Regions from separate parts of the Mus musculus genome. Here regions 2, 3 and 4 are each linked to region 1. The links are chromatin loops, found by intact Hi-C in ENCODE. Cell type or tissue: left cerebral cortex. All regions are shown on one strand. Region 1 holds the start of Jdp2 (Jun dimerization protein 2). Region 2 has its middle 10 kb from the start of Gm32296. Region 3 has its middle 23 kb from the start of Batf. Region 4 has its middle 21 kb from the start of Gm32296.

The links. Peaks named below come from ENCODE experiments on the same cell type or tissue, not always from the same donor. Only the 100,000 strongest peaks of a DNase experiment are listed, where the experiment ranks them.
Region 2: it touches region 1 in a loop (2.2-fold over the local background); 5 of 42 quality-filtered maps call a loop at or near these places.
Region 3: a loop joins it to region 1, with 2.3 times the contacts of the local background. A loop is called at or near these places in 2 of 42 quality-filtered maps.
Region 4: a loop joins it to region 1, with 3 times the contacts of the local background. A loop is called at or near these places in 2 of 42 quality-filtered maps.

What each region holds. Positions count from the first base shown.
Region 1 is chr12:85,593,934-85,601,933 of GRCm38, forward strand. Jdp2 (Jun dimerization protein 2) reads left to right here and starts at 5,483. Exons shown (of 4, transcript NM_030887.2): 1 at 5,483-5,681. In left cerebral cortex, CTCF peaks have their summits at 565 and 4,938; DNase peaks (open chromatin) are centred at 704, 5,033, 5,353, 6,004 and 3 more places; H3K4me3 peaks cover 3,678 bases; H3K27ac peaks cover 4,283 bases.
Region 2 is chr12:85,515,129-85,523,128 of GRCm38, forward strand. No RefSeq gene overlaps it. Among named protein-coding and RNA genes, the nearest start is that of Gm32296, 10 kb to the right of the region's middle. In left cerebral cortex, no CTCF peak of the experiment used is centred here; a DNase peak (open chromatin) is centred at 4,623; H3K27ac peaks cover 541 bases.
Region 3 is chr12:85,659,758-85,667,757 of GRCm38, forward strand. It overlaps the pseudogene Gm33312. Among named protein-coding and RNA genes, the nearest start is that of Batf, 23 kb to the right of the region's middle. In left cerebral cortex, a CTCF peak has its summit at 3,343 (motif pointing left); a DNase peak (open chromatin) is centred at 3,326.
Region 4 is chr12:85,504,888-85,512,887 of GRCm38, forward strand. No RefSeq gene overlaps it. Among named protein-coding and RNA genes, the nearest start is that of Gm32296, 21 kb to the right of the region's middle. In left cerebral cortex, a CTCF peak has its summit at 3,548 (motif pointing right); a DNase peak (open chromatin) is centred at 3,546.

The sequences.
Region 1 (8,000 bases):
CATAAGAGTGTGCATGCTGTGGTAGATATTACTTGGTCACTAATGTCTGGTTCTCTTCTCTATAGACTTTGAAATCAAGAATCACCTTACTTTGGCCAAAGAAATGAAGCTAAAGTGATGGTCTCCAAGAGGAGATGACTGGGCTGCTGCTGCCTGGTCTACTCTCCTCTCTTAGTTATGGTGGCCTTGCTGACATGAAGGTACAATACCATGCCCTCACTTGTAGGATGGCTGCCCTGGGCAATCACTTAGATCCATAGTTGTCTTGTGTGAGGGTTGTGTAACAGGTCCCTCCCGGATGGAAACACTATATCCTGCAGGGAAGCTCTTTAAGCAGGAAGGTAAACAACTCAAAGGAGCATCAGGAAGTCCCTGAAACTGACCAGATTCACTAGGCCCCTCCCTGCCAGAAGTAAGAAATACAAGCCCTCCGAGGAGAACAGAACAGAGCAGCAAAGAAAACTGAGACCACCTTGCCTTGAAGAAGCAATCAGTGGAGCTGCCTGGAAGAGGATTAGACCAACTTAAGTGCCTGGAGAGAACCCTCTGCAACCTGCTAAGCTGCCTGCAGGCTGTGCAATGTACTCCGGGTTCCCAGCTTTTGTGAGCTGTCACCCATCATCCATGCTGGGGTGGGCTGTAGTGATGCAGTTGTCTTTGAGTCATCTCTGCTCCTGTGAGTAACCTCAATAAAACTCATGGTTTACCAAGTTGGACTCTGACGGTATCTATTTTGGTCTGTCACTGCTTCTCTATCTGGGGTGGGAAGATCTGTGTATTGCATCTCCCCAGGAGAAGTTTTGTCCTACAGTGGTGAGGAGTAACCTTTTTTGTGTGTGTGTTAAGTTGGTGGATTGGTAGATGCTTGCTACTTATGTAACTAGCCTGCTTTCACTCCTGGATATACACCCAAGTTGCCTGGCTTTGAGTTTTTCCTTGTGAGCTTTAGCTTTTCATGGCCGAGCCATCTCTCCAGCCTTGGCTTGCTTTTTAAATGTTTTGGTTTTTCAAGACAGGATTTCTCTGTGTAGCCCTGGCTGTCCTGGAACTTGCTCTGTAGACCAGGATGGCCTCGAACTCACAGAGAGCCACCTGCCTCTGTCTCTGAGTGTTGGGATTAAAGGCACATGCCACCAGCTGGGTTTGGTTTTGCCTTTTAAAGAGAAGGGAGAAATACAGAGTTGAGTGAAATATTTGATACACAGAGAAGAGAATGAGAAAAGGGAGGCAGAAGAAGAAGAGGGGGAACAGAAAGAATAGGATTAACTCAAGGGAGTTTTAACTGAGAAAACAATGCCCACCAGGATGTGAGCAGCCTGCAGCCCCATCCCACGCCCAGGGTTCTGGACCAAACAAAAATGAAAACAGGAGAAAGCAAGCTAGACACAACATGGCTCCCCTCTCTGCTTCCTGATGTGCCCAGATGTGCCCAGACTCTGCAGCCACCATGCCTCCCTCACCAAGATGAATGCCATCCCCTGAGCCATGAGGCATAGTAACCCTTTCCTGCCTGACAGATATTTATCACAGCAAGGAGAAACAGTAATAAAGGCCGATGCAGACGCTCAGATATGGCTACACAGGACCTCTGACGTACAGGGATTTCATACACCGTCTTTCAGCTTTATGGTGGTGTTAACACGCCTTCATAAAAACCACTCTGTTTGTCCCCTTCAGTCCAGCCGTTGATAAATTGCATGAAGTATGAACACGTGGAATACGTTTGTGTTAGAACTCTTTGCCCGGGTGTAGACCAAAATATGTGTTTTGAGCAAAGCTGAGGGTAGACTGGGCCAAGCCCTGGTGTTTTGTAAAACCAGATGGATTAAGTGCATCTTTGACTTACGGAATCTTCAGCTCATGGTGGGTTTGCCACGGTGTAACTCCATCCTATGTGAAGAAGCATCAGCGGATTGTAATTTTGGTGGGCGCAGTTTGAATGGAGACTGAAGCAGGGATCCTGCCTGGACTCTCACAGTGCCTACGGTTCCTGTCAGGGACTCTCCTCTCAGCTACCGTTGACCTTGCTGCTCATTACTGGCTTTTAATTCATTCTTCCTAACTAGATGGGAGGTGGGACCGCATCTTTGTGCACGTCACAGGTTACAGGCATATGACAGATGTATCGGTAAATACTGAGTGTAAAGATGAGCCAACTGGTTGATTAGTCAGAACTGTTGCTTCCTCTTTTCACGTTGGAGGGACAGTTCTGGGGAATTGCTTTACCACATCAATCCACCTTTCCCTCTGCAAAGAGCTTGGGACTCATTAATGTCCATTAACTTTTAAAACGGGATAATCCAAATAAGAGATAACAGCTAATGTATGTTTATCTACTTAGCTAGAGCCTCACGTATACCAGGCTGGCCTAAAACTCACTATGTGGCTGTGGTGGTTGGAATAGGTTTGGTCCCCAGAGACTCTTGTGTTTGAAGGCTTGACCCATGCATGGGGACTGGCACTATTAGGAGGTGTGGCCTTGTTGGAGTAGGTGTGGCCTTGTTGGGGGAAGTTTGGCAATGTAGGGGCAGGCTCTGAGGTCTCCTATGCTCAAGCTCTGCCCAGTGTGGAATCCAGTCTCCTCCTGGCTGCCTTCAGATGAAGAGATAGATCTCTCAGCTCCTCCAATCCCATGTCTGCTTGCATGCTGCCATGATGATAACGAACTGAACCTCTGAAACCCTAAGACAGCCCCAATGAAATATTTGCTTTTGTAATAAGAGTTGCCTTCTCTGTGGTATTGCCTTAAAGCAGTTAGAACCCAAACTAAGGCAGTGATGGAGGATGACCTTGAACTCCAGATCCTCCTGCCCATACCACTAAAACACTGACCTTATAGATGCACTTCACAATGCCAAGTGTGTGCTGGTGCTGGGACTTTGTGTGTTAGGAAGCCCTCTACTAACTAGGCTTTATCTTCACCCCAACACCCACTCCATTGAGGAGGACTTTACTTGCTAGGAAATAATAGGACATCGAAACCCAGGTTACTGCAGACAAGCCAGTTGACAGATTCCTTTAGATGAATTCTCTCGAGGTAAGGAGGATATAACCGGCCTGGCTAGATTCAGGGACTGTGTCACCATTATTCCATTGGTGTCTTGATTTCTCTCTATTTTTATTTGCATTAATATTATTATCAGTAAACATCTTTGCTCAGGTGGCATCTTCCAGTTTCAGGTCAGCTTCTGGTAGCCTCTCTCCCTGGCCAATCCAGAGAACTCCTAGTTTCCTCCACTTTATCTGGGGTCTGTGGTTATCTCTGAATCAGCCCGATGGCCCATGGATGTGCATCTTATTGGAAACTTGTTTGTTTGTTTGTTTTATTTAGTTGCAAGAGACAAGACACCTAATTCAGACTGCCTTAGCCTAGACCACTGTTTCCCTAAAAGCCTAAGGTAGATCAGTTGCATCAGGAGATTGCATGTTCGCCCAAAGGAGCCAGTTGTGGCCTTCCCTCCAGCCTTGCCCAGAAACAATGACTACACAGAGAGGTCTGGTAGGAAACGGTGTGGCTAGGAGGGAGGTCTGAGCTGTATTTGTATAGTATCCAATATAAAACTGGGTAACAACTATATCAAAATGGGGGAGCCTAATAGATATTGGGGAGATGAAAGGGAATAAAGACCCCTTAGTGCCCCCACGCCAATGCCTTTCCTGTAGCATATTTATTTTGTGGAGGAAGTAGTGACCCAGAAGGACACCTGTCACCTAGCCATGATCCAAAGTAGGCCTTGGAGAAGAGCAGCTTTAAGGACACATTTTCAATTATTAGGCCCTGCACAGAGATGAGTTTAGCGTTTTCAAAGTCCCACCAGAGGACACACAGAGGTTTAATGCTCCACCTGTTCCCTGTTTTCTTTCCCATAAACATCAGATCCTCATCTTAGGGGAGAAGCATCATGTGAGCCAGTTCCCCAGTCTCCAGCTTTGATCTCTGTGTGTTGTAAAGGTGCTGCTGGCTTTTCTGGGATGGAGAATCATGTCCTACAGGAGTGATTCACATTACCACGGAGTTTGTGGCGTGTGTTCCTTTGGAGTCTTTCTTTTTTTTCCTTTCATCAGTGTTGTGAGGGAAGTGGGCTGATGGTGGCGGGGAAGATGGACAGTGATGTCATTAGGGCTTGGTCTGTTTCTTTCCATTCACCTGTTCCCCCCTGCAGGAAGACTTACGGGTAAAATGGAGACCGATTCCTCCCTGCAGGCAGGCACGCACGTGGAGACCTGCTTGTCCGGCTTGGCGCGTGGACTTCCTTCCCTCCCTGTTGGTCTTTCGATCTCAGCATTTGTACTCTATGAAGACTTGAACTTTTTCTTTCACTTCCTTTCTTCTATGGGTGATGACCTGCTGTCTCTCTGAGAAGGAGGCCGAAGGTCACTGAGTGTCAACATTGCCACTCCTTTCTGATTTAAGAGGAAAGAGGGCGGGGGTCTGCCCCCCCCCCCAAGGGTATGGAGACCTGTGTGTGTCTATGTGTGTGTGCAAATAGTTCTCAGATGCCACACGCATTTCTGCCTGAGACAATCCGCCTTTGAGGGACTGTCATATTTTATCTAGAGTGTTCTTTACTATCTACTTCTGTAGCAGGGTGGGAAGAGAGCACGGAAGCTGGCCCTGGAGTCCTTGAGGAAGAAGGCCTTTGGAGGTTTGGCAGAAGTCAGGTAGGCTCACTGCTGCGTCCTGTCAAAGGGAGGCAAAAGCCTGCTGGAGTTGGGCAAAGAGCCCTGGCTCAAACTGGGCCAGCCACTGACAACAACGGTGGCCTCAGGGTGCAGTTCCACTTCAGGAGCTCGTTCATTCACCGCATGGCTTCAGGACGTCAGGACGCTTTGGTGGACAGTGGGTAGGGATTAAGGCTTCCAAACGCCTTAAACCCCCGCCCATGCTCCTCCGCGGAAAAACAAAACAAGCTTGCGAGATCCTGCAGCGTCCGAAGACACCACTGCGCGGAACCCTCGCTCTGGATTTGGGGGAGAGCGCACCGGACGGAGGAGGATGGTTCGGCGTGGGCTGAGCTGGAAGGGGTTCTCTGCTCATCCGGCCGCCGCCTTCGCGTCGCTGCCTCCCGGGCTGTGTAGCATTTTGGGGGTGGCGGCCGCAAGGCCGAGCAGGGGATGCGCTTACATAACCGCTCGCCGTGTCCTGCTGCCTCGCGCTCTCGGGAGCCGCGGGCGGGGCGCGCCGCCGGACCGCAATGCTGCCGGGACCAGCGCGGCGGGGCCCGGGCCGGCCCCGCAGGCGGAGGAGCGCGAGCATCGGCGGGAGGAGGGCGCCGGCGGCGGGGGAGGTGAAGGTCAGTGGGTGTGAAGCGGGCGATCCACACCCCCTCCTCCCCGTCCCCTCCTTCTCTTCCTCTCCGTCCCCCTCTGACGTGTGGAGCTGGCAGCTCGGCCGGTTCCGCATTCCCGACCCCTCCCCGCCACTCAGGGCCCGCTATATAGCCGGGGCTGATGCAACCCGTCCCGCCGCCCGCCACAGCCTGCGGGAGGGACACTCGGCGGCCGCGACGGGGGGCGCTGGCGGCAGCGGACGCTGCAGCGGCGGCGGCGGGGCTGGCGCCGCGGCGGCTCCCGGGCCGGGACGGGCCTGGGCAGCGGGCGGCAGCAGCGCGGAGTGGGCACCGCGCCTGCAGCAGGGTTCTGGGCCCGGGGCCGCCGCCTCCGCCAGCGGCTTCTGCACGGTGGGTTCACGGAGGGGGGAGGCGGGGCTGCGGGCACCTGGGGTGGCCTCCCCCGGAGTAGCTACCGCTGGGGCTCCCGCCACCCCAGGGCCGGAATACTCTATCGGATGGCTGCAGCCGCTGCCCACCGGTGGTTCCCCGGCTGGGCAGGACAGTCCTGTCTGTGGCCGGGACAGCGGGGCGCTCCCTCCTTGCTTTCCTTCCCCAGTGCTCTTGCTGGGAGGCTGTGCACAGACGGAGGAGAGGGCGGGGTGAGCGGGAGAAAACTGTGCCGGGGACTGCGGGGGACTCAAGGGGGCATGCACGCCCCAGACCTGCTGACAGGTCGCGCCTCAGCCTCTTCCGTAGCTCTCTTTGCAAGACCTGGAGGGGAGGGTATTGAGAAAGGCATCTAACCAACAGGGCTTCCTTCGCTTAAGAGCATTGCTGCGGCGGGCTCTGGCTGGGTTAGGAGGGAACCACGGGGCAGTCCCCAGTTCCCTTGGGATCCCGTCAGGCACATCAGGTTATATAAGAAGGTAAGCAGGCTTCTTTAGGTAACCTGCCCAGTTTAGAAGGCACTCTTCCTCCCCTCTTATCCAAGAAGGCTAGGCTTCCTGGACCCTTGGAGCGGCAGAAACAGGCTTTGCCTGGGTATCTGGAGGAGCTGGCAGGCCTGGGATGCCTTGACTCATTTGCAGAAATGGATGGGCCATTTGGGGATAGAGGTGGAGAGGCGGGTGCAAGAGGGGAATCAATCGACTATTTGAGTCAGCTCCCCCTAGAAGATTGTCCAGCCCTTATGTGTTGGAGTGGCACCTTCCAGGGGACTGTGGCACAGGTCTGTGTATTGTTAAATCTTGGGCCACTCTACCCAGGATCTTAATTCAGGCAGCATGGGAAACAGGCTCTGTACCACAGCTGGGTACCTGCCTGTCCCAAAGGCTGTTAGCAACTGTCTTCCTCGTCCCTCGACCTCACCCCCAAGTCTCCCCCACCCTCCAGGGTTTAAAAATCACCCCCTCTTGCTTTCCCTGCTTTTCAGCAAATCTGGCTGGCTTCAGCTTGGATGGCGGGCTTATCTTCCCGTGCAGGTTTCTAGGGAAGAGTTTAACCGGGGATCAGGTGTGAGCAGGGTTCTTTACAGAAACCTGAGGTCCGGGGATAGAAACAACTATTCTCCTGCCTCTAAGGCGCCAGAGGTTTCACTTTGCCTAAAGTAGTAGGGAGGATGGATTTCTCAAAGACTCCTCTGTTTCCCTTCCACGTTGGCTTCAGTTCAGAGGAGCTCTAGAATCTTCCTGAAGAGCTGGGTGCTGGGTGGTTTGAAAGGTTGCAGGAAGGACTGGGGGGAGATGGCCTCTGAACCTTTTGTCAATAAATTGGTTACAGTAATCTCCAAGGAGACAGGTCTATCATGGTGACGGTGTCACTTAGGAAAAGCTTCGGTACATGTGTCCCTTACTCATCCACTGACGCCTTTTGCACTACCAGGGAACTCCCCTGTCTTCCTGGTCTGTTTATCTTTCCCACCTGTTGACAAGATATCCTTTCCCACTCTTTCAGCTTGCAGAACTGGGCCTCCTGGGCCTCGGTTTGTTATGGAGGTACAACTGGTATTACAATTCATAGCCCTGCTTCCTCATCCCATCTCCCTCGCTCCCTCTTCCTAATTATCCCCCCCACCCCCCACACACACACACACTGGAAAGGAAGAAGCCAGCACAAACCCTAGAGCACAGACGCTAGGCTGGCCTGCCTTGTATCCATTCAGCACTAACTCTCCCTGGTCCCTCTAACCCTCCAGGGCTGGGGATAACTCTTATTCTTTTCTTCAGCAGAACGCAGACTTTCTTTCCACGGGAATGAGTTATGTTTGAGACCCAAAGTGGGAAGAAGAGAAAAGGAGTAACCGTGCAGGGGTTTGTGTGCGAATACCCCTGCAGGCAGGGGGAGAGCAACAGGCATGCTATTTTTTTCCATTTTCCTTTAATTAAGGCTCTGTGGAGGTGTGTTTGAAAACAGAGGGTCTCCTATGCCTTTGAGGAGGGTGAGAACACTCTTTTGGCTGCGTCCCGGGCCATATGCAACGTATGGTGGCCAATGAAACTGGGCCTGGCTCTTTCTGTTGCTTGTCTTGGCAGTCAGCTTCATGGCTTGTGTTACCAGCTCTCTGAGCTCAGGGGCTGCCAAGCTCAGTGTGCCTGTGTATGTGTGTTCGTGTGTGCCTCTGTGTGTGTGTGGTTTGTCGAGACTCAGCAGAGACAAGTGTCTCAGTGACCTAGGCTTGGAATTTCTAGTCTTTCTTTGCGCTCACTGGTGGTGGGAGGCCTGGCTAGA
Region 2 (8,000 bases), 79 kb before region 1:
TTTGCAGGTGACCAGCAGAGCTGTTAGTTGCTTGCAAAGTCTTTGCTTCTGAACCGTAATGTCCTGATTCTAGAGTCAGGGGTCACAGCAGCTGTCGGTGAAGTCAGCTGCATTTACTTGGCTCTGCCAGGAAATAGCTATTTTCTCTCTCCCTTGGGGCTATTAAGCCAATGTACCTTCTAAAGAGTTTTGAACACTTATCGTTTCCTCCAGAAAGAGCTGTCCTCCCATTCAGAAATGAATTGTACCTCCAGTGAAATACATATATATTTTATTTATTTATCTTAGTTGTGTGTGTGTGTGTAAATGCATGTGTGCACACATGTGCACATAGATACACTGTATGCTGATGCCCAAGGAAACCAGGGATATCAGGTCTCCTTGTTGGTGCTGGAAACTGAACTCAGGTCCTCTGCAAGAGCAGTGCATGGTTGTTAAATCCTGAGCCATCTCTCCAGCCCTCAGAGACTTTGGGATGTGTATGCCAGGGTCTTACTCTGTAGTCCAGATTAGTCCTGAACTCTTAAAAAATTATTTTGTCATCATCGTCGTCGTCGTCGTCATCATCATCATCTTCCTGCCTCCAAGACCATGCTAAGTGCTGTGCATAAAATAATTGACATCCACAGTCAAGCGCAGAGAGAACGCTAATGCTTACATACCTACCACTCAGATCACATACAAGTCAGGACCAAAACCCGAGGACAGTCCTGCCCGCCTTTAAGCTGGGTCTTTTTCCACACCAATTAAGATAATCAAGATAGTACCGGGCCCCTTGACATGCCACAAGCCAATCTGATCTAGAAAATTCCTCCTTAAGATTCTCTTCCCAGTGTGTCACACTGGTGATTAAAGGCAACTGTCACCTTATGTAAAAGGGGAAAGAGAACAGAAACTGGAGAAGAGATGTGGTCCCACAGCACTTAGCAGGGTAAGAGTGCCTATGTCATGCCAAGCGGTGGCCAGGATGCAGGACGGCTCTAAGTCCTCTCTGGGCTTGGCTTTGAGTGGCAGCCAGTTGCCCTTTGTACAGCACTTAGCATGGTAAGGGGTAGACAATGAATCCATATTGTCATTGCTGGTAAGTGTCTTGTCAAGTGCTTGGAAGATGCCAGGGATGCTGCTACATGTCTGATGTCACCCCTAGGCACTGTCACCCCTAGGCACTGTCCCATTACCATGCTGTACAGGTAAGACAGTTGAGACTCAGAAGGGCTGTGTCACGAAGATACTCCATGAGATAGACACACCTATTTTGTACTTCCGCAAGAACACAGTGCACTATGTTTTTGTCTTGGACACAGGAAACCTGTCTGTGCAATTGAATAGTTCTGTAGGACCTTGACTCCAGAGCAAGGAACCTAGCCTCTGTCACCCTCGACATTTACCTCTAGAAAATGGGGTTTGTAGAGAAGGGTTAAGACTGTCTGGGACACGAAAGTGTTTAAAATGCACTGAAAAATGTTAATGCCAATTGGAAAAAATAAAGCCACAAAAACCGTGCCTAAAAAGACTTAGCAATTGGTAGTGGCTGCACATGACTTTAATCCCAGCACTCAGGAGGTAGAGGCAGGTGGATCTCTTTGAGTTTGAGGCCAGCCTGGTGTACAGAGTGAGTTCCAGGACAGGCAGGGCTACAGAGAGAAACCCTGTCTGGAAAAACCAAACCAAACCAAATTAAACTAAACCAAACCAACCAACCAACAAACCAAAAAAAACCAACAACAACAACAAAAAAAAACAAAAAGAAAAAAAGAGAGAGGAGAAAGAGAGGGAGAGGGAGGGAGGGAGGGAGAGAGGGAGAGAGAGAGAGAGAGAGAGAGAAAGAGAGAGAGAGAGAGAGACTTAGCTATCAACAATGTGGTGGACACAGCCAACCTAGGACTGACAGTGCTCATGATCTTGGTCATCAGAGCTTTATGGAAGACAGCTTCTCCATCCAGCTTCCAGAGATAATTAACCTCAAAATGTGTCCTAGTCCTAAAACACTCACATGTGCATCTCTCATGTCGTTTTGGTGAGACATAAAAGCCAACAATGAAGGAAAATGAGAACACACAAATGACTTGGGTGAAATTGAATTATGGTGCAATTAGGAACCTCCCCACAGTGTCCTGCCTCACTTGTATCAAGGTCTATTAACCTCACCGAGCACGCACCTTCCCGGGTCTCCACCTTGGGAGAGAGTACAAGACTGAAACCAACATGCGTGAACGCTGGTTTGGGGGTCTCAGTCATACAGTAAGCAATGCAGGTCACGGGCTAGTCTGAATGAGGTCATCTAGAACAAGGCTCTGACGTGAAAGTTGAGTTTATGTTCTGGCTCTGCCGTTTGGCGGCTCTGCCATCTTCGGCAGGATAGTTGGCGGCTCTCAACTGACCTCGTGCGGTGTGGCTTGTAAGGACTCTGAGCAGCGATGGCTGTAGAATGTACCACAGAGCCAGCCAACTTCCCAAGGCTGGTATCACATGTGGTCTCTTCGAAAGTCTCGAGATTGCAACATTCTTAAGGCTCCCCTTTAGCCTGGGTAACACAGCACCTGCTCTGCATTGTCTTCACTGATTAGTTTACAGCCAGCGCCTCAAGTAGCTCAGGCTGGCCTGGGACTCACGATTACAAGCCTGTTCCACCATGCTCAGATCTTAATTGTTATTTTCAGTTTTCCCACAAAGTCCAGATTCCTAAAGGTTCCACCTGGGACAGGATATATATATATATATATATATATACATACATATATATATATACATATATACACATATATATACATACACACACACACACACACACACACATATATATATATATATATTAGAGATTTATATTTGAGTTGTGCTTGATAGATCATAGCTGCCTTGAATTGTGTTAATTTTTTTTGTTGTCGGTTTTTTGTTTTTTGTTTTTTATTGTCTCTCCTCTGATTTCCCAGGGTTTTGCCCAGCCTGCGCTGTAACACTTACAGAAAATTGCATTGTTCTGCCTGAATCTTCAGAGACTGGAGCTCCTGGCTTCACTGCAAATCACAAATGGAGAAGCTGAGGGGCCTGCCTGCCGCCGCAGGCTTCTGACAGTGACAGAGTGGGGCCCTGCAGCTCCCACCCCTGAGCCCTTCTAGCTACCTGATTCCACTGTGGCTTTGTGAGACAGCTATGGCCTTGGTGACTTAACTGCTGGTTTAGTGCCGAGTTAAGAGGAGATGTTGAGATGACAACAGGTAGTGGAGATGAAACCTCAAAGGGAGGGAAGGGGTAGAGGAAAGGACATGTCTGCACATTTTTCAACTTCCCTGGCTGAGGATAAGTCATTTGAAAGAGGAACTTAATACTCTCCCAACTCTTCCGTTATTTTTATAGCACCCTCAGAGGGATTAAAGATTGAATCCAAGTAAAAACAGCAAGCCTTCAGTGTCCAGGAGAGTGTAGGAGTTAGTATGCTAATCTGTGGACCTAAAATTGAATATCTTTTCTTTCTTTCCTTCTTTCACTAGTTTTGTTTGTGTGTTTGTTTGTTTGAGATAGTTTATCATGTAGCCCAGGCTGGCCTGGAACTTGTTATGTGGCCCAGGTTGGCCTCCAGCCCATCCATCCTGTGTCAGGCTGTCGAGGTATCCCACATCCCAAAACACACAGTAAATTCTAGCCTCTTGAAGCCGATAGGTAAGGATGTTCTTAGGAAGAACTCACACTGAAGCCCACTAGACAAACACATGGTGTCTAGGTAGGGAGTGTGGGACCCCGACTTAGAGCATTTCTCCCTGGAAGGTAAAGCCCCTGGACATTCCCCAAACTTGTTTTCCCTGATCTCTAAAAATACAGCCAGAAAGAAGCTCTTTGTTCTCTATAGCCAGCAAAAAGCCTTTTTGTTTCTGTGCCTTACAGCTAGAGATGAGATAATTGTAGGAAGACCTACAAGGACATGGAGATAGACACTGGAGAGGAGGCTGCAGCTCACTCTCCCCTCGCCAGAAAGGAGCTGTAGCCAACTTTTTTCCCAACTCCTCCCAACTCCTCCCAACTCCTTCCAACTCCTCCCAACTCCTTCCAACTCCTCCCAACTCCTCCCAACTCTCCTCCCAACTCCTCCCATTCCTCAGCTACCTGTTAAAAGCCCCCTACTGTCACCGCTCCCTCAGGGTCGAACTCCCCTGCCCTGAAAGGCTCGAGGGGTTCGTCCTCAGCTAGCTGATAATAAAACCTCTTGCAGTTTGCATCAGGTGTGGTTATCTCTCGGGACGTTGGGGTGTTGGCCAACTAATCTCGGGACTTGAGCGGAGGCCCAGCTTCGGGGGTCTTACAGGAGCAGGGTGTAGAGTGAAATCTAGCAAGGCCAGGCTTGGTCCTGATGCAGCCATAGGGAATGGCAGAATGCTTGGTGCACAGCTGCAGTCCCAGAATTGAGGGTACTGGGGAAGGATTGCTGTATGAGGCCAGCGTGGGCTACAGAGTGAGACCATTTCTCACAAAACCAAACACCAGTGACACCAGCGAAGAGGGAACCACAGGCTCTCAGTGTCTCGGTAGTTCAATTTGAGAAAAGCTTGCTTCCTATCCCTCTGAAATCTGATGTGAGTTCAGCACACAACTGTCTTCCCTGGGTGACTCAGTGATCCACGCTAGCAATGATTCCTGGGTCACACATGGTATTCGGTGAGTCATACTGTCTGTGCCACACAGAAAGACTGAGGCATGTGGGGAAACTACTAGTAGCTTTAAGAGGCTAGAATTTACTGTGTGTATATTGGGATGTGGGATGGTTTAACAGAGAAATTATAGGGGGTCAAGTCAGGCTGAGGCCAGTTGCATTGAACCTGGGAAGCCGCCTCAAATGCTAAGGAGTTTGAGAAGGAAGTGAAAGTTCTTCCTTTGACATGATAGAAGGTCCAGCTTAGAAAGATGAGGTTCTTTTTGGGGGGTAGAGATAGGTGAGCAAGATTAGGGGACAGACCAGTAGGGACTGTGGCGATGGCCCAGCAGGTAGGCTATGCTAGTGTGAGGACCAGAGTTCCGATCTTTGAAGCCCATGTCAATGCTAAATGTTCTAAAGCAGACCAAGGCAGAGATAGGTGATTTCCAAAGCAAACTCGCTCTTTAGGCTAGCCATATCGGAGAACTCTGGGTTTGATTGATCAATCCTGCCGCATTGAACGAGGTAGAAGAGTAACTGAGGATTATTTTCAGCATCAACAATGAGCCTCCACATGCACCTGTACACACATACATGTGCATGGCACACACATATACGTCTACATATGTGCACACCACATACATGAAAATGGAAAAAGAAGAAGCAGAAACAAACAAATACATACACAAATAAATTCATTAGTTGGGAGGTCAGGGTACCCTGAGTACGTCTGGGCTGTGAAATGAAAGGGTTGGCTGTCTCCAGGATCTGTGAAGGACTCGGAGGGGAGAGAGAAGTGGGGGGTAGGGTACATATTGTGGGGGCTGAGCAACTAGAGGAGGGATCTATTCATCTATTCAAGCATTGGAGAAATCAATTTAGGGAAAAGACAATGTGATCAGTTGGGGACTTACTCAATTTCAGGCATCAACAGAGAGAGAAAGAAGTCCAGAGGACATTGGGAGTAAGGGACTGAAGCCCTTAAAGAAGAACAGCGGGGGGGGGGGGGGGGGGGCTGATACTGTTTGCACCATAAACCACGAGTTGGTGGGATTTGAAGTCACAATGTTGCAAAGCCTGTGTTGTAGGGTGAGGCATGCTCTTCAGGGGCGGGGTCTGCTGTGTTGTAGGATGAGGCATGCTCCCCAGGGGGGTCTGCTGTGCTGAAGGGTGAGGCATGCTCCCCGAGTGTGTGTGTGTATCTGTCTGCTGTGCTGTAGGGTGAGGCATGAACTGGAATTCAAGGTGAGCAGCATGACCCCATTGGTCACACACTCAGAAAGGATCAAAGTGCAGAGAGAATCCTGCAGGTGGGCCAGAGCAAGGCGGCCCATGTGGAGGGCAGAGCATGTGAAGGCACAGAGGTGTGAAGCAGCCTTGCCTAGCCAGGGAAGCCTGCTTCCCAGAGCATCTATCTCTGTGTGCCCATCAGTGAGAGGCAAGATCTGACCACAAGCAGCTCCTTAGCACATGCTGGCCCCAGAGCCACATGTGTCGTGTGCACAGCACTGGGCCATTGTTCTTCTTACATACACTGGTTTGTCTGTTCACGCATGCACGCACAGGCCCGTGGGAGTACAGCGCATGTGTAGAGGTCAGAGGACGTCTTGCAGGATCTGGTTCTCTCCATCCACCATGTGTGCTCCAAGATTGAAGTCAGGCTCTCAGGCTGCTGAGCCATCTTGCCAGCCCTAAAACTTTACATATTTTAAACATTATGATAGCTTTTAAACATAGTAAAAAGATGGCGAATAAAGAGCCAACTCGTGTGTGACCATCACCCAGACTCAACAGCTATTCAGTCTGCCAGTCTTTGTTGGTGACTTTATTTCCCGCATGCTGATAGCCTGAGCATCACTTTGAAGTTTGCATTTTGTGAGGGGAAAAACATAGAGGAGTGGAAAGAACTTGGATGTCCCTTCCTAGTCACAAGCAGTGTCACTCAGGGCCATTATTTCCTGCCTGGGCCCCATCTGCCTACTGGCTGTCTACCCTGTTCTGAAGCAAATTCCTGACATTGTTGTGTCACCTTTCCCTAATAGATGTGCACCAAATGAGCACCAACTCAAAGGGCAGTATTTTGAAATCCCCAGGGATGTGTTTGGCAAATCCAGAAAAATCCCTTAACCGTGCAAGCATTTCAGGAAGGAAACATGGACATTTGGGTTAGTTCAGATCTGAGTCTTTTAGCCAAGGACACTGCACAAGCCAGAGTGGATTAGGAGCCAGGCCAAAGTGGCTCTCACATCTGTGTCCTTCTGATGTTCTGTGCTTTCCACATGGACTGCTCTTCACTAGCCTGCCTGCCAAGCTCCCACTTAGCGTTGACCCCTAAAACATTTTGACACACCACTCATTAGGGTCATGCAGAGTTGTGGGAGGAAACAACTTGTGGGACTGGGAGAAACAGGTGTGTGTGTGTGTGTGTGTGTGTGTGTGTGTGTGTGTGTATGTATGTGTGTATATGTATGTATGTGTGTGTGAATGTGTATGTGTGTACATGTATGTATGTATGTGTGTGAATGTGTATGTGTGTACATGTATGTGTGTGTATGCGTGTATGTATGCATGTGTGCTTGTGTGTGTGTATGTGTGTGTGTTTCCCCTCTGCTCTACTGAGTACCCTTGATGTATAGGAAGTTTCATCCAAAGGACAGAAAGTGGGAGAAGGGATGAAGCAGGAATGGAGGCAGGGAGAGGGGCTGGTATCAAGGAAGAAAGATGAAAAAGGCTAAGCTGAACTAAACGATCACAGAACATCCTAGCAGAACAGGTAGCTACCAGGCGCCATGTCCCACTCACCAGACTCCTGGAGAGAGGCTTTCTCACAGGCACTTAACATCTTCTTCAGTCTGTTCACTCAGTTACTCCATTGACGAGGGCAGCTAGGGGCAGGTATGCACAATGTATGGAATGAGCGCACCACAGACCTAAGGACATTGGGCTAATTGTCTGCAGAGGGGCAGGCTCTACCAGTGTGCTTAGGACAGCCTCTTCCCAGGCCTTGGCAGAAAAGACTCAGATTCCAGAAAGCTCCAGACTGGTACTCTGCCAAAGAAAGGGCAGAGGAAGCAGCTGGAGAGGTCACCAAGTGACTGGCGATGTCCCTCCCTTCCAGGCCTGGTACCAAGGATACCTCAACACCCCATAGCAGATCGAAACTGGCCTTCCTGTTTCCCGCGGATGGAAGAGCAGCACCAGATGTGGGAGGGGTCTCTGAGGAGATGGAGTGGGGTAGAAGGGTCACCAGGTTTTCATGAATACACAGGGATTGTTTGTGGAGCTAGAGGTGGGGCAGATTGGCCAAGGCTTGGGCCATGGTGACTTTAGTGTCCTCTGACTTCCTCCAAGTTGGCAAGCTGGGGGCGATGTCACC
Region 3 (8,000 bases), 66 kb after region 1:
TGTATAGCCCTGGCTGTCCTGGAACTCACTTTGTAGACCAGGCTGGCCTCGAACTCAGAAATCCGCCTGCCTCTGCCTTTTCCTAGCTCTGTTCACTGAAGGAATTTAAGGATATCCTCAGCTACATTGTGAGTTCCAAGACAGCTTGGGTTTCATAGGACCATGCCACAAAACAAAACAATATATTATGTGTCATGGGACTGTGGTAGTTCCTGGTGATCTTCCCATCTGTGGCCCTAAAGGCTATCATCTTTCTTGGCTTCCTTCCTCTTGCTCCCACTGAACTGCATAGTTGATATTTCCTAATTAACTTCTCTGTATCTTTACTTTGACTCCATTTAGACCAGTTCATGTCATTGTCAGGTAGTCACCAGAGAGGACTGCTCCAACACAAATTTAAGTCAATAGAAAGTCTTTATTAGGCTTTTTGGACAGGGATATCGAGAGGCAAGATGTAGCTACTAGTATCCCCCAATTTATATGGTAAATCCACCCGGATTTGCCACCAGAAGATTTAGATTGAATATGGCTTACAAGATTAGGATTCTAGTTGTTGTGCCTAGCGATTAAGTCACCATTGTTTCTGGGGAAAAAAAAAGAAAAAGAAAAAAGAAAGAAAGAAAGTCTTTATTAGCCAGCCAGTGACAACACTGGGTTTTCGGGATCCCAGTGTAGCCCTGAGCCTTTCTTGGGATGGGCTTTTAAAGCACAAACCCCATGTTTTGGGTTGACATACTTCAGCTAACAAGAGCAGTTCGCCAGAAGTGGAACTACAGAAACTAAAAAGTAAGGTTAGTTACATTCTGAGACTTTCCCAGAGCCGTGGACTTTGATGGGTTAGGCCTTTGTTTTAGTTTTGGCAGGTGATGGTGTGTTCACAATGAGTTTTACAGCCTGAATGGCATTTCCATCATGGAGTCAGTCATGCTAAGGTCTGGTGCCCTGCTACCAGAGAACAGAAAGTCAGGATGTAAGGGCCTGAAATCCAGACAGGCCTCCTTCTGAATCATGTGACAATAAATTCTGTTGGGGCCATGGCACACACCCCCCCCCTCTCCGTGTGAATAAGGCAGCCTGGCTCCTGGATGCAGGTGGTGGGGCCTCTTCACCTGGTACCGGCTCGCTTGTCATTCAAGGTTCCCTTCAGGCGTGGCTGAACTTTCAGTGGGTTTTTGGCTTGAAGCTCACCCAACAGCGAGCCGCTGACTAGAGGAACTTAGCCTTTGCTTGGGGGGTTGGGGGGGGAGGTAAGCAAAGAAGTGGTTTGGAGAGCGAAAGGCTCAGTTTGCCTCTGCCTGGTAGCCCATGTGAAAGGCGCTTGCTTCTGTTTGAGGTGCAGGGTGTCTCCGGATGGGACCAGGAAGTGGTAACTCCTTCAACCTGGCCGCCCGTTCACACCTTCAGTGACTCATTTTGATGAAACTCAACGGAACTCCAAACACCTGCACACACCGTGGAGTATTTTCAGATAGAAAGCTTCCCAGCTCCCTTCTGTACAGACCCCAGGAAACAGACCCACCAGAGGCACCAACAGCCCGAGAGAACACTGTTCCTGACTGCGCACACCTCCTTGCTCCCGTTTCTGCGCTCCTGGATACAGTAAGCACTGGCCTTGAGGGGTCCAAGGCGAGCAAGTAAAACACGCTGGGGTGACTGTTTTATGCACACCCATCAGAGGCACAAAACATATACATACATGGGGATGCATGTGTTGTGTTTTTATAAGCAGATCACTAATTTGCATATTGTGACTGATGTCAGTTTTATAAAATAAAAATTCGAGTTATGTGTGTATCTAAATTTATGTCTCCCTAGATGATAGAATTATAATAGTTTAATTGTTTTGTTTTGTTTTGTTTTTCGAGACAGGGTTTCTCTGTGTAGCCCTAGCTGTCCTGGAACTCACTTTGTAGACCAGGCTGGCCTCAAACTCAGAAATCCACCTGCCTCTGCCTCCCTAGTGCTGGGATTAAAGGCATGCGCCACCACACCCGGCTCATTTCTTTCTTTTATTTTGTAAAGAGTACACTGTAGATATACAGATGGTTGTGAACCTTGTTGGGAATTGAATTTTAGGACCTTTGCTCACTCTGGTCAGCCCTGCTCGCTCTGGCCCAAAGATTTATTTAATATTATACATAAGTACACTGTAGCTGTCTTCAGCCATGCCAGAAGAGGGAGTCATATCTCATTACGGGTGGTTGTGAGCTACCATGTGGTTGCTGGGATTTGAACTCAGGGCCTTCAGAAGAGCAGTCTGCTCTTACCCGCTGAACCATCTCACCAGCCCCCTTCCATTCTTCCTTTCTTCCTTCCTTTTTTTTCCACATTGTTTTCAGACTGCACCTTGTTTAGTAGTCTAGGCTGGCTTCCAATTCCCCAATGATTGAGCTATGGGTATACTCTCTTCACCTACTTTGATTTTTTGTTTGTTTATTTGTTTTTTTGTTTTTTTGAGACAGGGTTTCTCTGTATAGCCCTGGCTGTTCTGGAACTCACTTTGTAGACCAGGCTGGCCTTGAACTCAGAAATCTGCCTGCCTCTGCCTTCAAAGTGCTGGGATCAAAGGCGTGCGTCACCAACGCCCAGCTGATTCACTTATTTCTTATTACAAAACTTTCTGTCTCTTTCCGCCATTTTGGCGCCTATGGAGGCCTGCTGGGAACAGGACTTCTAAAAGCAAGTGTGTCTGGAAGGCTGTGGTGCAAGGCCATTTTTGCTGGCTACAAGCCAGGTCTCCGGAACCAAAGAGAGCACACAGCTCTTCTTAAAATTGAAGGTGTTTATGCCCGAGATGAAACGGAGTTCTACTTAGGCAAGAGATGTGCTTATGTGTATAAAGCAAAGCAAAGCAAAGCAAAGCAAAAACAAAACAAAACAAAACAAAACAAAAAAAACAAAAAACAAAAAAAAACCCAAAAAAACAAACAAACAAACAAAAAACAATACAGTGACCCCTGGAGGCAAACCAAACAAACCCAGAGTGATCTGGGAAAAGTAACTCGGGCCCACGGAAACGGTGGTATGGTTCGTGTCGAATTCCGAAGCAACCTTCCTGCAAAGGCCATTGGACACAGAATCCGTGTGATGCTGTACCCATCCCGGATTTAAACTAATGGAGAGTAAATAAATAAAAGCAAAACAAAAACAAAACAAAACAAAAACCCAAACAACTTTCTGTAATTGACAACGACACTAAGGACCACTCTAAATCCTTGGTCCAGAGGATGCTTCTTGAGCCAGATTGGAGACCCGCTAAGATTCCCTTCTGAGCTGGGGAAAGCCTTGCCTCCTCTAACCAATATCTTTGCTGCCCTCCAGTGGCTATCTGGGGCCGCAGCACGCCTACTGTCTCAAACTGCCTATTTCTTCTATTTCTATTTCTATTTTGTTTCCCAGGAACCCGGTTTCTTAGAACTGGCTTGCTTTTCCGAGTTTGAGGGCCATTTATATTCAGTGAGGTACTCGGGTGTGACCCTTTTCAAGATCCGGTGGAAGTGTCGATCTTGTTAATCTCCAAAAGATCCCAGCTCATTGCAGACCCGAAAGGGCCTGAGTAGTGGCGCTGAGAGCCCACGTTCTCACAGAGGAGCCGCATTTGGTTTTTGTTTAGGGTCCTGACTGCTGAAGTCCACCAAGCACACCTTTCCAAATGCTAAAGGCAGTGTTTCTCCTGAAGTAGGAGGAGGTTTCTGCTTTGGCCTTCCACTCCCAGACGTTTTTGTATCAAGCTAATTGCTCCATCTCTCTGTCCTTCATCTGCCGGGGGGGGGGGGGGGGGGGTTGTCATCATGCCTTCGGGATTTTTTTGTTTCTCTGTATAGCCCTGGCTGTACTGGAACTCACTCTGTAGATCAGGCTGGCCTCGAACTCAGAAATCTGCCTGCCTCTGCCTCCTGAGTGCTGGGATTAAAGGTGTGCACCACCACGCCCAGCATGCCTTCGGGATTTAACACACACACACACACACACACACACACACACACACACACTGTGCCACCCCCAGCCACTAGCAGGGGAGCCGAGTCGCTTTTCCTGTGGCCATGGCTCACAGACCTGTATTGTCCAACCCTGTGGGGGAATCAAGGCTGCAGTCCATCACGCTGCAGCCACAGTCAGAAATCAGAGAGGGGTGGGTGCTGTTCTCAGCTTTTCTTCTCTTTATTCAGCCCAGGACCCCAGCCCATAGAACTGTACCAACCAACCACCTCCGGGAACACAATCTAGATACTGCCGGAGAGGCTAATCTAATCTAGGGCCCAAAGCTTGTCTTGTAGGCAGATCTAGATCCTGTCCAATTGACAATATTAGCCATCTCAGAAGAGATAGCTTATCTTCATTTTGCAACCAAGAAAAGCAAGATTCAGGCAGGCTGAGTTTCCAAAGGCCGCACAGCAGCTGGACAGTAGAGTTTGATTCTGTTTCAGCTCCCAGCAGCCCCATCCTGATGGGGATGGCTCTTATTGATATATTTTAAATGAAAAAGATATTTTTATTCCCCACTCCTACTTGGTTGAAATGAGGGAGATTCCAGTTGCCGCCACAGATAGGCACCACGGAGGTGGCTTTATGCATCTCTCTTTTCATGTCTGCAGTGGTACATAGAGGCACTGTCATTTGGTAGATGGGTGATTTGGGAGGGGGAGTCCAGGCTCTTTCCATCATTGCTTCTGATACAGGCCAGGATTCCCCCTGGTACTTCTGAACTGTTCATGTGGCACTGACTTAAAACTTATTGTGTGGTCACACTTCCCTGGCAAGGAGCCTGGGAGATGAAGGCTTACACTGTGCAGCAGGCTGAGGCCCTGGGGCCTCAGACCAGGTTGCTTTCATGTCTCCTGCAATGGATGGTCTGGCACCCAAACTGACTCTCTAGGTGTGTACTGGGATAGCCCCCACCCTCTTCCTCCCTCTTACGGCAGACTTCTAATGTTTATGCTTGCATCTCTCCCAGGACACCAGGCTCCTGACTGTGGGTCCAAGCTGACTTCTCAGCCTATAAGGTTCCTTCTACAAGCAGGGCTCTGGCAACTGTGGCATGGATAAAGGTGGGCAAGCTGATGGGGGGTAGGGGGCGGAGGAAGCAGTTGATAGTGGTCTCCTAGGCTCCTCCGCCCCCACCACAGTGAGTTTCAGAATCGTGGGACAGCAGCTCTAGGAACAGGGCTAGAAAGCCCTTTGAGGTTGATTTGGAACTTCTGCTCGTTAAGAGTGGAACTGAGACCCTGTGTGTGGTCACAGGTCGTCAGTGCCTCTACACCTGGCCCCCCATGAGAGCCTCATGTAGTTGAATCCCCTCTAGTCTGTTCTGAGCCTATGTCCACTAGTGCCTAGGCTTGAACTCGTGGCCAAACCGATCACCATCGAGATACTAAAACAATGGATGGTATTTATTTGTTTAGAGTTTGTGTATTGTTCAACTCTCAACATCTTTGCAGTAGCTTACATAGGGATTGTGGTAAGAGAAAAAAAAATCTTCAGCAGAAATCCAGGCAAGTCACATGATGTCTCTGACACTCTGATAGACTCTGGGATTAACAAAATAACCAGGGTTTATTCTGGCCCAAGTCTTTACTGGAGACAGTTTTTAGTGTTTCTAAAACATTCTGTTTGTCCTTTCTCTGCCATTGTCATCAGTGAATCTGTCCTATGCTGAGATTAGGAGTGAGGCTGGGACTGAAACCAGCTTACACAGTCTCTCTTGGGGGTTCTGAGCACTCCTCAGGTCTCTGTACCTCACTAGGCTGCTCCCTTTTTCTGGCTACAAACCTGTTCTGGATACAGGGTGGTAACAAAATGGCTGTCCTTTTCCCTTGCCAATCCTAGCCTCACCCTCCTGCCTAGTGACCTTGGTAAAGCACTTCTGGATTCCGTTGGCACTACAAAAACTGTGGCTCCATTTGCTTGCCTGGGACTGGTGCTGTGCCTGGTGTAGGGTGGGGAGAGAGGCTTAGCTCCTGTAGGGCCCCTGTGGAGAGTAAGCCTCATGAAAGGTGAGTTGGGGGCAGGACGGACCACAGTTTTCCCCTAGCCTCTCCCCTTCGTGATAGTGTATGTTGACTATGAGGGCTCTTCAGGTCATCTTTGGGATGGAACAGGATCCTGGAGACAGGAAGGGCTGATTGGTGAGGGCCTGGGCTGAAGAAAACATAGGTCTGTGCCCTTGATGGGGCAGGAACCTGAAGGTGGAGAAGTCTGTAGGCCCAGGAGCAACGGGCCCTAGTAAGATCTGTATTCTAGAAGGGTCCTTATCCCACTGAGGTTAATTCTGTGCTGATTCATAAAAGAGAGAAGAAAACAAACTAAAATCTAGGGTTCTGAAGGAGTAGGCTTGCAGTGGGCTTTACGAAGAACAAAGGGCAACCTGAACCAGAAGAGGGGTTTCCCCCAAACTCTCCCTCCTCACCCTGTGCAGTTGGCAAAGAAGCTGAGAAAGTGAGGTGGGCCTGGAGGAGCAGGGGCACCGGTGGGACACTCTCCATGTCCCTCCGACAGTCACAAGCTTCCCAGTCTGTCACTGCGGAGGCTGCAGAGCCTGTCTCCACCTGGAAGACAGGAAATGGACAACAACAGGAAGTGGAAATCAATGTCGCCCTATGGTATCTTACCAGATACTAAATCCAGAGTATTTAACCACCAGATCATTTACCAGCGTGAAAACACACAATAGCAATCAGCCCAGTAAGTCATACCAGGACATCATCTCGGCTGTTGTCCTCGGCATTCTTCACCCCAGATACAGGCTGTACCCCGACTGTATTCACAGTATTAAGTTCATCTTTCTTGACATGGCACAATGTTGAGCAAGCCCAGCTTCCACTTACATAAAATGGAGTCCTCTACCACGCCCCACCTGCCCGGGGGCCGTGAGCCTCACACAAGACTCTGATTGTAACGTGCTTGAATGGGACCTGGGAGAAAAGATTCTCTATGAATGGTGGCTGACGTAACTTCTGGAAGCCGGTGTTTGATTTTTGAGGTCAGTTATGCAATATTGGAAATTTCCAATGATCTAAAAGCACATATGTAAATGTGTGCACATACACGATGATAAATGGAGCTGGAAAAGTCAGAAAGAAGCACCTTCTAAGTGTGCTCTACTCCCATCAGCAAGTGTGCCCTGTTCCACCACAACTAGGGGCCCGGCCCGGTTCACATCCTGAGGCCCTGCCCTTGAGGCACACACAGATGATAAGGATGTTGTATGCTGTCCTACTAATGATAGCAGTAACTATGGCTCACAACTACACCCAAAGTGTAGATTTATGGAATGTTCCACACCACATGCCCCCACAACAACGTCATGTTTAGAAAAGAAGACTAAAGCGCTGAAAATTTCAATAATTTGTCCAAAGTCACATGATTAACAAATGAAGGCACTGTGATTTGATTTGGTCTGTCTGACTCTAGATCGGCCGTTCTTCCTTGTAAGCAGGAGGCTGTGCTTTGAATGTGGTCTGTCTCTGAAATGTCTGTTGAAGTCCCATTGCCTTTGGCATAGTGTCGGAGGTGGGAGGTTTAAGAAGTAGTTGAGTCATTAAAATAATAATAAAGTTGCTAGGGTGGTGGCGCACACCTTCAATCCCAGCGCTCTGGGAGGCAGAGGCAGGCAGACTCCTGAGTTAGAGGCCAGCCTGGTCTACAGAGTGAGTTCCAGGACAGCCAGGGCTACACAGAGAAATCCTGACTTGAAAAACTGTTGAGGTTCGGTCTGTTGCTATGTATTGCAATGCTAAATTCTATACCCAAAGGTCTAGATCTACAAGGACTATCAGGTTCACAAGCTTTTGTTGTGCAAACCTTGTTCCTTAAAACAACAACAACAACAATAATAATAATCAAAGTGTCAATTACAAAAAGTTGGAAATGGGGCCATTCTCACAAGAACAAGAACGAGGTTTTGCTCTTGGTACTGAATTGGCTGTTACAAAACCCATCCGCTGTACAGTCCTGTCTCTTGGCATGCCTTTACCTGCCCATCCACCTTACCATCAGGTTAC
Region 4 (8,000 bases), 89 kb before region 1:
GTGCTTCTCCTGTAACCTCACATGTGTGAGCCTCCTGTAACCTCACATGTGTGAACCTCCTGTAACCTCACATGTGTGAACCTCCTGTAACCTCACATGTGTGAGCCTCCTGTAACCTCACATGTGAGCCTCCTGTAACCTCACATGTGTGAGTCTCCTGTGACCTCACATGTGTGCTTCTCCTGTAACCTCACATGTGTGAGCCTCCTGCAACCTCACATGTGTGCATCTCCTGTAACCTCACATGTGTGAGCTTCCTGTAACCTCACATGTGTGAGCCTCCTGTAACCTCACATGTGTGAGCCTCCTGTAACCTCTTTTCCACCAGAGCCAGTTCTCTCCCAGCCTCAGCTGATGATTTCCTTGGACTATTTAAGTCTGAATCACCCTGTAAAGTTTGAAATAAATTACTTAACTTTTGAGTAGTTAATCCAATAATGGGTTGTAACCAATTAGTGTCTCCCAGCAATTTTTGCAAATCATTAAGAGTTTGTGACTGATCTCTTTTGATCTGTATTTTTTGTGGTTGAATTTTTTGTAGATGTATTTAATTAATGGCATTCCCTCAATTTGTAATCTCCACTGAGGCAAAATTCTTTGTATTTCAACAACCTTTTTTTTCTGAGGTATCTGTATCAGAATCATCCATCAATATATTATCCATATAATGATAAAGTATAGCCGAGCAGTGATGGCATATATCTTTAATCCCAGCACTTGGGAGGCAGAGGCAGGAGGATTTCTGAGTTTGAGGTCAGCCTAGTCTGCAGAGTGAGTTCCAGGACAACCAGGGCTACACAGAGAAACCCTGTCTTGAAAAACCAATAAAAGAAAGAAAAAAAAGATAAAGTATAGATTATGAAAAATGTTTATGATTTATTTACAATAGCTGCTGTACAAAATATTGACGCAATGTGGCAAGATTTTCCATTGAGGCCTTTTGTCAGCTGTCTATGGTTAAATGTGGGCATAGTGAGAGCAAACTTTCCTCTCTTGTTTGTGAAAGCAAACTTTTTCCTCCTTGTTTCTGCAAGGGTATTGAAAAAAAAAATCAGTCTCTTAAATGAATCACTATAATAGGCCATGCCTTAGGTAACAATGAAGTCGAAGGGACTGTAGGTTGTAAGGAGCCCGCCCATAGGCTGAATTGCCTTATTGGTAGTTCTTAGATCAGTTAGCATTCTTTATTTTAAAGATATCTTTTAAAGTATAAAAGTAGGTATTCCAAGGGCTGGTGGGTTGGTCTATATGTTGAGCCTCCAGCTGCCCTAGTTGAACGGTTCACTTGCGACCACCACTTAGACAAGCTGTCTAGGGCCTGAAACTTTTCCTTAGTTAAGGACCACTGCTCTACTCAAACAGGTTTGCTACTTTGTAGGGCTGGGAAGCCATGGGATGGGGTGGGGGGTGGCCTGGAGAAAGAGTAGGGTTGAGAAATATCCAGAAACCTCATCCTGAGGTCAGCAGGAGTAGGACCCCTCCCCTTCACTACCAGGTCTGCATGTCTAGGGGCACATAGCCCTTAGTTTCCATCTTTGCCCCCAAGAGGAGGTCTAGTAGCTCAGTATCCAGGTTAAACTTCCTCTCCCCTTATAAGGTCATGTCCAGTAGAATGCTAATGAGGCATTCCCAGCACCCTGGCCCTGGTCAGTGAGGTTACATTCACCCTGATAGCCCATACTCACCCTTAAAAAGATTAAATAACCTTTGTTACCTCCATTAAAGGGAGCTGTTTCACCAAAGCTGCCTCCTGAGAGTCAATTCTAACCATGCTCACTGTAGCCTGAGGTCACTTAGCTCCTGGCCATCCCGTCTTGCTTCCCCTCCCAGGATTTAACTGTTGTGATTGTGGGTGATCATGCTGCTACTTTAATGGTAGGGCAGTTGGTATTCTATGGGCAGTGGCCTCCTTATAAATTTAGAGAGCCAACATTTGCTGTGTCCTGCCTGTGGTGGCCTGGATGATCTGTAATTGTTGTTGTTGTTTTTTTTTTTTTTTTTTTAAATAACATTTTCAGTATCTTTATCAGGAGCATCTCCTATTTTATGGCTTGTTCCTGAAGTTGAAGGAATGTTAATCTGTACTTTTACTGTTATAATAGATCTCTTCCCTATAAATGTATGGCTATATATGCCATATTGGCCTTACTCTTCCTATCTGACATTCTGGTCCTATATATTTAATCCATTTTAGACTCTGTTTTACCTGAGACAATGTTCCAGTTCCTAGGCACTGGGTAGATACCTTCCAAAGTGGTCAAATTGGATTCCAAGAATCTTGTGAAGTTGTTATTGTGTCTGCCCCAGGATCCACTAGGCCTTCGATCTCAATTCTATCTAACTGTAATTTCAGCTTTGGTCTCTGATTGTTTATAGCAGTTTCCCAAAATATTTGTTTCCTGGTACCTTTAAAATCTCTTGTTCTATCCATCAGAGTGGTTAAGCTAAGAGCAGTGCTGTCTGTCTTATCAGGCATTACATTATTTTAGTTGTTCTCTGGAACAGGCTCTTGGCTGACTGGCAATGAATGGCTTATGTTTTCTATAGGGGTCTGAACAACAACCCTTACGCAGTCTTCCAGCTGTAAGGAATTGCCTCATATATCTCTGGATAATCTACATACATACATAAGCTCTATGAATCTCTTTCCATATCTCTTATATCTTCTAGGATGCTTTCTCTCTGGATTATCATTACAGAAATTGTCGTTCTTAGGAGCTGTTTGTCTACAATCCTTTAGGAAACATTTTAGTCTTCCACAGCCAAAGCACTGGACATTTTGAGCTCTCATGTTTTAGCAATTGCCTGTCGTCCAATCATAGCAGTGTTGTAAGCATTGAATCCAATATCCACAGTAGTTTCAATCCATTCATAAATCGGAGCAGATCTGGCCTTTAATGGTTTAATGGCCTTCTATATCCAATATTAGCATTTCAAATCTAAAGACTCAGTTAGTACCTCTCTTGCATCTGGATCTGATTTTGCTCTATTTACAATGGAAGTTAATTTTTGTTAAGATCACCAAAAGATTCATCTGAGCCCTGGGCCATCTTGGTAAATGATTCAGATCAATTTCCCTGTTGTTCACGTTTATCCCAAGCATTTAAAGCTACTGTATGACCTTGGACTAAGGTGGCATCACCAATCAGAATCTGCATTCAAAGCTCAGCCTATTCACCTTGACCTAGCAACTGATCTCTGACAATATTAATACCTTTAGTTCTATTACATTGCTCCATAGCTGAAACCTTCTTTCTCCACCAGGTCCACCACTCTAGCTGAGGGCCAGATTCCAATAGAGCTGTCATTAAATCTTTCCAATCTTTTGGAACTATACAGTTTTGCCTGGTTCAGTCATTTAGCACTTATTTCACATAGGATGAGTGCATGTCATAGGTTATCATTACCTCTTTAAATCTCCTCCAATCTAGCATCTCTGTGGGTTGCCATCCAAACTCATCATAACCTTATGAGTTTCTCTGACCTGGCAGGAATTGTAGGTAGGTTTTCTAACAGGTTTGGGCTGCCATCCTGCAACCTCGTCATAAGGTGGCGCCACAGGCTTTAGATGGAATTCCTCTTTCCTGGCTTGAGAAAATTATTCTGATTTAAAAGAGCCTCTAATTCCTGTTCTACCACTTGTTGTTGTTGATTACAGAATTATCTTATATATATATGAGAACACTATAGCTATTTCAGATATACCAGAAGAGGGCGTCAGATCTCATTACAGATGTTTGGGATCCACCATGTGGTTGCTGGGAATTGAACTCAGGACCTCTGGAAGAGCAGCCAGTGCTCTTAACCGCTGAGCCATCTCTCCAGCCCCCTGTGGTAACTTAGCATTCTGCCATTCACTCCTCTCCTTATCTACATCTGTTTTCTTTTGATCTTTCTTAGGGAGGGCACATCTTTTATAACTAGCTCAATGATAATAACTAAAACAAAACTATATGGGGTTCAGGTACCTTCTGCTATAGTGTTTTCCATCTTTTAACATGGAAATATATATATATTTTTAATTTTGCTAACTCTCTTCCTCCTTTGGGGAGTTCACTTTATTATATGGAACTTAATATTTCTTTCTATGACCTTCTATACTCAGTTTCTTTCCTTTCTTCAGAATCTATGCATATTTACAAAACGCTTCTACTTATTTTTCTTCTACTGTTTCCAAACGTAATATCTTTTGCTACACTTAAGCTTTCCTAAACTCTGTTCTCTGGGGATTGTCTGCTCTGAGCATACATTATTGACTCTGAGATGTGGGATTTCAGCTTCTCCAGCTCTAACTGAGGTCTCCGCTCCATGCTCTTGTGCCTGGATTTTCATGTCTGGAACTTGTGTCTTTAACCTGGAACTCATGCCTTAGCTGGGGTCAGGCCCCACGTTAGTGCACCAGATATTCTGGAGGATTTTGGAGTCCCACTTATGGTTTAACAACAAAGATGTGGAGATCTCTATGTAGTTTAAGGCTGTTGGCTTTTTTGCTGGAGTGGTCTCTCAGCTAGCCCACCTAAATTAATCTGTTCTCTGTTGCTGTGTCCCTCCATGTGGCTCTCTTTGCTCTACCTCCCTTCTCTGTCCATGCATCTGTCCTGCCTGGTTCTCTCCTCCTCTCTTCCATCTAGGTTCTGCCAACCTTTATTTATCAAAAGCCACACTCTTTTCCATTCAAAAAACCGATTCCCCAGCTTACTCATTCTGAGCTCAGCAGTAGCAGGACTATGATCAGTCCACATCTTAGCATCTCCTTTTGGCCGTTTGAGGGCAATATGACCTTCCGGGACTTCCCCCTTGGCAGCTTGCTTTATTTTATTTTATTTTTTAAAGGACTTTACATTGCATTTTTAAAAAACTTATTTATTATTATAGCTGTCTTCAGATACATCAGAAGAGGGCATCAGATCTCATTATGGGTGGTTGTCAGCCACCATGTGGTTGCTGGGATTTGAACTCAGGACCTTCGGAAGAGGAGTCAGCGCTCTTAACCCCTGAGCCATCTCTCCAGCCCCCAGCTGCTTGCTTTTTAATCCTGTTTTGCTGCAGGTGAGGAGCCCTATAGACTTTACTAGTGGGTTCTCATGCTCTCTCTCTCTCTCTCTCTCTCTCTCTCTCTCTCTCTCTCTCTGTTTCTCTCTCTCTCATCTCTTCTATCCTCCCTACCTCTGTCTCTCTGAGTGTGGGGTTGTTAAGTAAAATAAAAGACACTGTCCCAACTCTTACTACTGGCATAGGAGATAAGCCACATTCCCAAGTGTGGTGCTTTGAATGAAAATGGCCCCATAGGCTCACAGGGAGTGGCACTATTTGGAGGTGTGGCCTTGTTAGAATGGGTGTGGCTTTGTTGGAGGAAGTTGTGTCACTGGAGGTGGGCTTTGAGGTCTCAGAGGCCATGACAATAATGGATTAAATCTCCAAACTGTAAGCGAGCCTCAATGAAATGGTTTCCTTTATAAGAGTTGTCGTGGTCATGGTGTCTGCTCACAGCAATGAAACCCTAACTAAGACAGGATAAGGCACCAAGTAACACCTTCCATAGCATTATGGACATATGGGACTGGACAGACTGACTCTCAGATCTGAGTCCTGCTTCCTGGAGAGTGCGGTTCTATGTCTGGCATAATGCAAGGATGAGTTTGTGTAGCTCACCAGCATGAATTACAGTTGGAGTCAATTCCCTCCAGGTAATTTCTAGAATGTCTTGGTTCCAGCTTCCTGAACAAAACCCCAAGAAGGCAGGGATTTTCCCACAGGTGACTCCTGGGGACTTCTCCCTGGAGGAAGGCTGTGAGGAAGTGAGAGAACCAGGACAGGCCAAGTGACAAGTGACAAAGCCTGACCAGGAAGAGGCTCAGCCGTGACACATTCAGTCTGATTCACCGCAGAGTTGGACTCCCTGGAGGAAGAAGGGGTATGCTCCAAACTTTGTTTCAGATTCCATGTGGTGGGATCTGCTCAGCACCTGCTACTGGGCCTTGGCCTCAAGTCCTCTCCCAAGTGAGTTCTTTAGTTTTTTTTCTTTCTATTTTTATTTTATTGAAAATAGATTTTCCATCTAATATATTCTGATTATGAGTTCCCCTCCTATCTGAATTCACATATTTTCTGTCTCTTATTAGAAATCAGAGGCATCTAAAAAAAATAAAAAGATAAAACAAAACCAAACAAGTGGAATAGGTCATAACAAATAAACAGAAGAGATTCAAAGAGAAAGCACGAGAAACACATATAGATGTACAAACACACATTGTTTCTCACAGGAATTCTATAAAAACACAAAACCAGAAGCCATATATGCAAAGGAACAGTATAATTAAACAAACAAACAAACAAACAAACCCAAAAACACCCAAGCTGGCCAGTGGTGGTGTACACCTTTAATCCAGAAGCAGGCGGATTTCTGAGTTTGAGGCCAGCCTTGTCTACAGAGAGTGTACTAGGATAGCCAGGGCTTCACAGAGAAACCCCATCTTGAAAAACAACAACAACAAAACAACAACAACAACAAAATGCACAGGCAAACATTATGAGACAAAGAATCTCCAAAGATGCCATGGAGCTCATTTTGTGCTGACCATCTACTGCTGGGCATGGACCTGCTCTTAGAGTGGTTTGCATTTCCGGGGAGACGTCACTGGAGAGAGCTAGTTTTTCATTTATGAATGGTTATCGAGTAAGAAGAGCTTCTGGGCTAGGGATGGGGCTAAGTCCACTTCTTCGTGCTGGGACCCCATCTGGTCCAGACCCATGCGAGTCCTGTGGATGTCACCTCAATCTCTGTGAGTATCTCCCAGGACCATGGACATTAGCCTGCAGGCTAAGGCTTTAGACAGACATCAGCTCAGAGTTCCCACTCTCAGCAAGGTGTGTAGGTGTTGTCTTCAGCAGTAAGGCCTTGCTGTCAGTTCATGCAGAGCATCCAATAGCCTTGGCAATAGCCTGTGTTGTACAGAGGGTTGCCATGAGGCTCAATTAGCTGTAACCCACTAGGTGACTTCTGGAGAGAAGAGAGAACTAAGCAGATTGGGGGCACATCAGCAAAGGACCAGAAAGGCAAACTGACTTGCAAAGGAACAGTATAAGTGTCTGAGAACCACAGCAAGAAGAACAGATCTTCTCTCGTGGGTAGGAAGTCACTGGGACCCTCTGTGTGAACCCAGAGAAGGTTCCTGAAGAGCCCGAAGACAGAGGCATGAGTTAAGAGGAGACTAGAGGGTGCAGCTACACATGTGGTTTAGCATCTTTGCTTCAGTGAGGCTTTTGATAGCTATATACTCAGGAGGCATCATCCAGGCCTGGTTTTGCAGCCATCTCCTGGGTAAAGCTCACCAGCCCCCGGCAGGCACCATGTGTGGATGGATATACTGCCAAAGGCTCTCAGTTCGGTACCTGACCTGGGCTGGCTGTGGTGATAGCTGCTGGAGTCCTGCATATTACACAGTTACTGAATCTCTACGTCTGCTGGGCTGATAAGCCTCAGGCTTTTATCTGAGGGGTAATGGCTAAGTGTCACCTGGTGGACAATGATCCTTGACCTCAGACAAGGCCAGTCTCTAAAGACTGAGGGTGGGGTTTTTTTTTTTTTAAATGGAAATTCGCCTGTCAATTAAAACCTTGTGAGAGTAGCTTAATGTCCCATGGAAAGGACGTATCTGGAGATTTTTCTAGAAGTGCGGATTTCTGGGCCCTTGTATAACAGCTCTGATTCAGTAAGCCTGGGTTTCAAGTGGGGAAGACCTTGCATTTTAGCCCAAGGGTGGGAACAGGTGGTCCAAAGATGGTATTTATTTATTTATCCATCCCTGTTAGGAAATAATACTGCTCTTTATTATTTTCAATTTCAAACTAGTTAAATTAGCCTAAAATGGATCAACTGAACTTCCCAAGGTCACAGCACTATTAAAAGGTAGAGACGTGCTTCTAGAAACACACTTGACAACAGCCTCTGTGGTACTCTGAGATCCGAAGGAAGAATGGCAGGGAACTGAGCTTAAGTA